Linked DNA regions of Mus musculus: region 2 is linked to region 1. Evidence: chromatin contacts called from ENCODE Hi-C data. All regions are on one chromosome and are shown on one strand. Each heading gives the region's core, a stretch centred on a gene start or an enhancer-like site at or near the end of the contact. The rest is flanking DNA. Distances are from core to core; before and after follow the strand shown.

What was found. Hi-C counts contacts between places; a loop is a spot of excess contacts on that map.
Region 2: a map of left cerebral cortex shows a loop between it and region 1 (2.3-fold over the local background). The contact joins two enhancer-like sites. A Hi-C loop is called at or near these places in 3 of 37 maps with a recorded cell type or tissue (left cerebral cortex and v-Abl transformed pro-B cells).

The regions. Positions count from the first base shown.
Region 1 is chr1:154,284,260-154,288,031 of GRCm38, forward strand. No RefSeq gene overlaps it. Among named protein-coding and RNA genes, the nearest start is that of Gm30465, 22 kb to the left of the region's middle. Within about 2 kb of position 2,040, at least 1 of the 3 ENCODE cell types and tissues checked has a DNase peak (open chromatin) inside an H3K27ac peak, as active enhancers do; it is left cerebral cortex, where a contact is called at or near this core.
Region 2 is chr1:154,614,560-154,618,207 of GRCm38, forward strand. All of the region lies in intron 6 of Cacna1e (calcium channel, voltage-dependent, R type, alpha 1E subunit), which reads right to left. Among named protein-coding and RNA genes, the nearest start is that of Cacna1e, 110 kb to the right of the region's middle. Within about 2 kb of position 1,416, at least 1 of the 3 ENCODE cell types and tissues checked has a DNase peak (open chromatin) inside an H3K27ac peak, as active enhancers do; it is left cerebral cortex, where a contact is called at or near this core.

The DNA of each region.
Region 1 (3,772 bases), core at 790-3,289:
ATTGTCCCAATTCTTCATTTGTGTACGTTCCTGTTCACTCAGCATCAATTTTTACCTACACATTTTCCACGTATGTAAATTTCTTCTCAATGTATTATGCACCACACATTAATTCCATCATTTTAACCTTGGAATGATCTAGATGCCTTCTCTCTTTCTTCTTCAGTCTGTGCTGTTTGCACTACAGACCTGCCAAGCACCTGTCTGTCTCAGTTTTCATCACCATCCCAGAATCTTCTTTTCCCCTTGCTTGCGCTGGATCGTTTCTTCTTGGATCCCATATTGTCTCATCTTATTATTCTTCCCTCTGTTTGCGAGACCACACCCTAGAGAAACATATAAAGGACATTAAATATTGAAAATTTCAGAGCCTGAAAATGGACTTATTCTCCCTTGATATTTGATTGACAGTTTGCCCACATATAGACTCCTGAATTGGCGTTATTTTTCTTCATAATTTTAAAATCAGTGTCTCACTTCTAATTTCTGGTGTCATTGCCAATGGACCAGTGGTCAGTGAAGAGAAGACACTGAGGCCCGCCATGGGCATTGTTGCCTCTTGATCCTCTGTGTGTGACTTTGCTGAAAGCAGGAAGGGGCTTCTTTCTCATGGAGTGTGAAGTTTTTACAGTGATATCCCTTGAAGTGAGGTTTTGCTCGTCACTGGTGCTGTCCACCTCATGCTCCTCGGCAATCCACGTGGTCCTTCCCTGGAGACCTGGGAAAGTGGGACTCATTCTGACTTTGTTCTTCTTCCTTTGGGAATTTCTTAGTATTTGAAGCTGTTTTTCTAATTTAATATTATTCATTTCTTGTATTCTTTGTCTTTGTATGTTTTTGTTCTGTGAGGAATTTTTTCAAGGTTATCTGCCAAGTATATGTTCATGCTTTCAAAGTTTTCACTTCAGAGAGAGCTTTAATATTTGATTTTTGAATGTTCCCTCATTTTAAAAGAGAACACTATGTTTGTTTCAACAATAAAACTCTTGAAAAAATATTGATTCTCTCTCTCCCCCATCTGTACACACACACACACACACACACACACACACAAACACACACACACACACACAGAGAGAGAGAGAGAGAGAGAGAGAGAGAGAGAGAGAGAGAGAGAGAGAGAGAGAATGTCTTTGTCTTGAAAGTCTTCTAAATACCTTTTTAAAAAATTTTCTTTTCTTAAAACGATGTTGTGGGCTAAGGAGGTTTTGGTATGAGAGAGCCTTTTCTCAAACATCTGGAAGTTCTGGTCTGTCCTTTCGAGATGAAAAGCAGGCACCGAGAAGCTCCTTGCTGGCGAATGGGAGCTGTCAACTATAAATAGCTTCATTGTTAGGAGACCTGGCTAGGCTGCTTCACTGTGGACCATGTCCTGTTGTGATAGCAGGGATGGCCTAGGTAGTAAGGCTCTGGCTGCAGATGCAGAAGGCTCTTAAATCCTGCCTGAGAGTCCCAGGAGTCCTGTTGTTAGGAAAGCATCTCTGGCTTTCCTGTTCCCTGTCTCCATCCCAGCAACCCTCTAGTCCACTCCATGGAGTCCTTTGCTATGGCGCAAGAGCAAAGCCTTGGACATGTAGAGAGTAAGAAGATGCCACTGGATGCTTCCTGCCTCTTAAACCAGTTGTCAGCCATTTCTCCTATGTCCATCTTTATTTTCCACCCTTGTTGTTGGACGTCTCTTGTGCTTTCCTGGGCTCTACTGTTCAGTTGCTTCTGCTGCCAGCTAAAAGCTCAGCCTTCGGAGCTTTGCAGAGTCTGTTAGCAAGAGTCCATCTGCTTTGCTTGTTTGTTTGATATTATTTCCTTTCCTTTGTTTGTGTCCCCCAAGATGTATTCCTTTTGAAAAAGATCCCTGTGTTGTTTCTGGTAAGGTTTCTAGAGACAGAGAAGATCTGTCTGCTCAGGCCACCAGTCTTCAGGAAGCATATAACTAGCCATGTGGCAGAATCTCCTATTGGGACCTTTGCCAGAGGCTTCTACATCTACAGGCTCGGCACCTTCCTTCTTGATAGTGTGTCTGTGTCTGAACCTTGTACAGAGCACTCTGCTTGCATATATAACATGATTACATAAGGCGTTTGGATCTTCTCACTGGATTATAAACTGCTTGAGTAAAGAAGTCCTGTTAGCTATTTTTACATCCTTAAGATCTAGCACACAACCAGGCGCCTGCATGCCCAAGGAAGGCATGTTGAAGTGAGCAGAAACTGTATGCCGTTTTCTGTGAGTGAACTCAACTATATAAAGAGAAGTCTAGTTATTTGATGGCAGGAAGCCCCCAAATTAAGTGTTTTCCCAGATCCTTTTTCCTCGCTCATGGAATGATGAGTAGTGGGATTTTAGACTAAAGTTTGCCTAAGAAACTGCCCTTTTAATCTAGGACATGCAGAGGAAAGGGTTACTCACCCCAGGAACTATGGTGATCATGAATCAAAGAAATGAAGGGCTGATTTTTGTCAGTGAGTTATTCAGGTGTCCTGGTTGCAGAGAGAGAGGTGTTTATGATCACTATCTCTTGTATAACAGGTGTTGTATCACAGTGTGATTTGGAATGAGTGTTCTATACTCTTCTGTTCCCTCATGGCCTCAGAGCATACTTAGCCTAGCATGTCCTAGTAAAGAGCATATCTTCACAGGCAAGGCTGCTCAGAGCTAGGTGTAGATGAAGAGCCTCGGAAGTTTGTGGGACCAATCATCACATCAAGAGGATCTTGGGCTCAAGTCTCCCTACTGGGACTCCAGCTAAAAGTAACAGTTTGGGATGCCAACTGGGTTGACCATGAACACTGTTTCTTCCCCTAAAGTCAAGTCATCAAACAGGATAACTCTTTCTGGTAACTAAGAAGCCACCGGCAGCTATTTCAACAGCTGGACCTTGATCTTTCAGTTGAAGAATCTAGACTTTGCAAAACTGGCTTGGGTTAGCAGACTGAACATCTGGGAGGTCCACAGAGTTATGGAAGTCTTTGGAAGTCACGGGAGCCCCGTCTAGGCAGGATGGACAGGCAGTGGAAGAATAGGAAGCAGCAGCAGGGAGATGAGAAGCCAGATCGCACCTGCAGGCTCACAATGGGCATCTGCTCTTCGGACTGAGCTGAAGAGGCAATGATGTGCAACTTAAATGAACAAGTCCTACCAAAACACCTAAGTCTTCGCACGATTTTTCTCTGCTGAATGATCTGGGCTTCAGAAGTATTCTTTCTTAAGATCCCATGTTCCCATTTGCATCTAGTGCTTCATGCTGCGGTGTGTCACTTCACTTCAGATGGCAGCTTACCACTCACGGTGGTGACAGTGTTTAGCCAGAACTGGAGAAGAAGCATTGGAGAGAACAAGTGAAGGAAATCAAGACGCTCTAGACACGTCTGGGGAAACACCCCTGTCAGGAATCTGTCGGCCTAGTTGGGTCATTGCCATGACATCACATGCAGTTATAAAATACAGGCAGCTCTGTGAGCCAGGATGATTGACCAGGTGGACATGCACACACACACACACACACACACACACACACACACACACACACACACACACACACACACGCCTGGAAGAAACTAGACTTCCACAGCCAGAACAGCCTCACCAAGGAGAGCAACTGCAATTCTGGAATGGACATGCATGATTCAGCCTCTCCAGTCTCCTTTTATTTATTTTCCTTTTCTTTATAATCAGTTTCAACAACAAATGAAATTTAGACATAGATCTGAATGTCACTGAATTGCAAATACAGCGTTGCCCTCAGAAAACCCAGATACTCTTGAAGGAAAGGCCA
Region 2 (3,648 bases), core at 166-2,665, 330 kb after region 1:
CCTGGGAGAAGAGAAGAAAGGAGATAAAAGAGGCCCATAGATATCTGATGGAGACGGAATGTTCGCCCACTGAGAGAGTCACAACTGCAGCCCTGGAAAACAAAATACCATTGGCAAAACACAGCATACTCCCTTGTCTCCTCTAAAACCAACTGCCCATTCACTACTGTATAGACCCCCAACTGTAAAGCCACAGAGGGTCCAAATCTCAAGGAGGCTATAAATACTGGGTGGGTCTAATGAAAGAGATAGGTGGCCATAGCTGTAGAGAATATGGAAACTCTTCCCAATTACAACAGGAATTTAATTAAGGAGGAGTATGAGACGTAGATGATTTACAACCCCAGGCTGCTCCTTTGTTACAAGAGTAGAGAGAGCCACAGGAGTCCTGCCTGCCCTTGGCCCTCTATCCCTATATTCTTACTTGTCATTCTTCCTGAGTCTTCCTCCTTCTTTGGTCTTGAGGACTTAGGTCCCTACCCCAAGGACAGCGCAACCTCAGACACATGTCACTGATTCACTGTCCCAGCATATACAAAATCGGGAGCTTCTACTTCCTCGGTTGTTATCCTCTCCCTTTCTACTTCATCTAGCTCTGTATTGGGAATCCTATACAGGACTTCTGGTGCTCATGAAAGACCCTTCATTAAACCCAACCAAAAGACGACTGATGAATGGTTTCGATCAACTAAAACCTTCAGAAAGGACAACGGGCTACCCACATGCACACGCACACAGAGAATCTGAGCACAGACAGGTACACATGCACATCTGCACAAACACACATTGAGCTGTGTGCAGGAGATGACGACCACTCCTTCAAGAGAAGACTCTTGAAATGGCATTTGGACAGGTGACAATGCTGTGACCTAAAGGCATCATTCTTCCTCCTCTTCCATCTGCCCTTTATCAGGCACATGGGATCAGAACAGGTAGTGGTGCATGCTGCAGTGAAAGGCAGGAAGTTAATTAAATAAGGAGCCTCCTTCCCAGAAAAGAGAAAAAACCCACTCACTTCAGGTTGCATATGATTTTCAGTGCTACACTAGTGTGTGTGTGTGTGTGTGTGTGTGTGTGTGTGTGTGTGTGTATGTGTGTGTATGTGTGTGTGTATGTGTGTGTGTGTGTGTGTGTGTGTATGTGTGTGTGTATGTATGTGTGTGTGTGTATGTGTGTGTGTGTGTGTGTGCGTGTGCGTGTGCGTGTGCGTGTGTGTACCTGCCTGCAGGAGGCTTCTTTCCAAGTGCCTGAGACAAAGTCTTTACCCTTGGACAAAGAGGCTCATAGCTGCAAGCTGCAGCATGCCTATGACCTGCAGTACTGCAGGACAAAGCACCACACTGTGTGAATCTCTTCAGCTCGGTCTCCCATCTTTCTCTCTCTTTGCCACCCACTTCTCCACTTGCTAACAGCACCCACCCGAGATTCAGCTTAAATAACCTACTTTGCAGCTTCGTTAGCTCTAAATGGAAGTCGTAAGACAAAAATGCAATAAATAACATGGGTACAAAAGACAGGTCTGTACCCCTCTCTCACTCTGTCACACTCAAGCACACGTAGACTAAATAAACACCAGCAATTAAGCTCTGTGGCAACCTTTCCTGGACATATGATGCAATGGGGGTTGGGGTGCTCATAGTAACATCTCTATAGAATAGCAAGGGCTATAGGCTGTGTCACCAGACTACTGACATTTAGGCAATGGGATTTGAAGTGCTGGGAACCATAAAAACTCTCCGCAAAGAGAGTATCACAGTGATCTAATCATGGATATCTTGCTGCTGTTCCTTCATAGCTTGACCCTGGAGCACACTCCTAGGGGGCTGTCCTACCATCCCAAAGCCATCTGATAAGGACAACCAGCCTGTCAACTAGAGAGGAAAGAAGATGACAGAAGCCAGAATGGAAACACAGAGAAAGGGAAAGGGAAGCTGTCGACAGATACAGCAACCTAACTGACTCTTCCAGCATGGTTCATTTTCGGGGGACATGTACTATCAAAGTCTTGAACCTGTGCACACAAGAGGTGTAGCATGCCTCATGCCCTTTTAATTCTGCCTTTGCTTCCATATTGTTAAGGAAGCTGATGATAGCTCTGATGATAGAAGAGATACCCTCAAAGGCATGTGGGGTACATACCAAGATCATTCAGATGTACATGGAGTCCCATGGGAAGGAACCCAAGCTACTACACTTACTTTTGTCTCTAATCACTGAGAAACGTGTTTTTTATAAAACTATTCTATTGCGGCTTTGTTTTATATTATCAATGAAATGATCAAAAAAGGTCATGATATTTTAAGGTTTTGTACACAAAGAAAGGAGAATGATACTAATAATATTCTGGGTATACATTTTACCTTTATTTCCAAGGGACCTCTCTGACCATATCTGTCAAAACATGTTAGAAGATAATGTGTGGAACATCTTCTTTATAAATCTCAATAATAGAGATTAACACGTATGCTTATAATCTTATGTTATTTTCATGACAGCTTACATCCATGGAGCATTATCTGGTTCACAAAGAGCTCCTCCATATTTTTATCTAGTTACTGAAAGCCACTTTGAGAACTAAGTACTGAATCTATAGTCAAACTCACAGTAGAGGAAAATGACTATTACAGGTCAAATGGCTTGCCTAAAGTCATCAAAGGAGACAGAAATGGTAAAGAAATAAAACCTGGGAGCCAACATGGATGTGCTCAGTGTAGCTCAATGCCTAACATTACCACATTCCTTAATGAATTCACCAGTCAGCTCAGCCATATCAGTTCCCTAAGATACTCATTTGGTGACAAGTCATAGAAGTGACTATTAGACCTCAAAACACACACACACACACACACACACACATACACACAAAACCTTCAGTGTCATTAGAACAGAAAAGAAACCGTGGGTATCAAGCAGCTAATAGCTATATTCATTTACAAGTTAATTATTTATATTGGTATAATTACATAAATAGATCATATTGATTTACCATAGGAACATAATTTGTGTTAGCAAAATATTTATTTTTAGTTTTCAAAGATCAAAGAATTGTTAAAAAATTGGAAGAAACTGGGATGACCACAGGTTAGATTGGTTTTTTGTTTTGTTTTGTTTGTTTGTTTGTTTTTCTTTTTTTCTTTTTTTTTTGGTTTTTATCATGTCAAAACATGATTTCAATGTCAAAAGAATTTCTTTAATTCAACTTCATGTTGAACAAATGTAATTTTGTGAACATCTATGTAGCCACTCTTTTCTCAGTCTGTCAGGCTTGTAAAGATCTCATCACAGGCTCAACAGAGCTCCCCAGGGACACTGCTGCACGGGAACCCAAATCTGCCTCAGCAGCTATTGACAGGAAAGAGTCCTAAAGCACTGGAGACCGGAAGCAGCTGCAGGGTCACTGTGCCCCCAGCTACTCAGAGCACATGCAAGTTGCAAGAACTAGTGAAGACTCTAGCATGCATTCTGGAGCCATTTTTACACCAGAAGTGGGTTGTTGTTGTTGCTGTTGTTGTTGTTTTCCATACGTGGATAATATGAGGAACAAACTGTATTCCCCAGCAGAAGCCCAGGGCAAGAGAGCACTTCAGACACGGACCAGAGACTTGGCCAACACAGTGGGGAACAGAAAATAGGAAGAGGGTTTGTTGT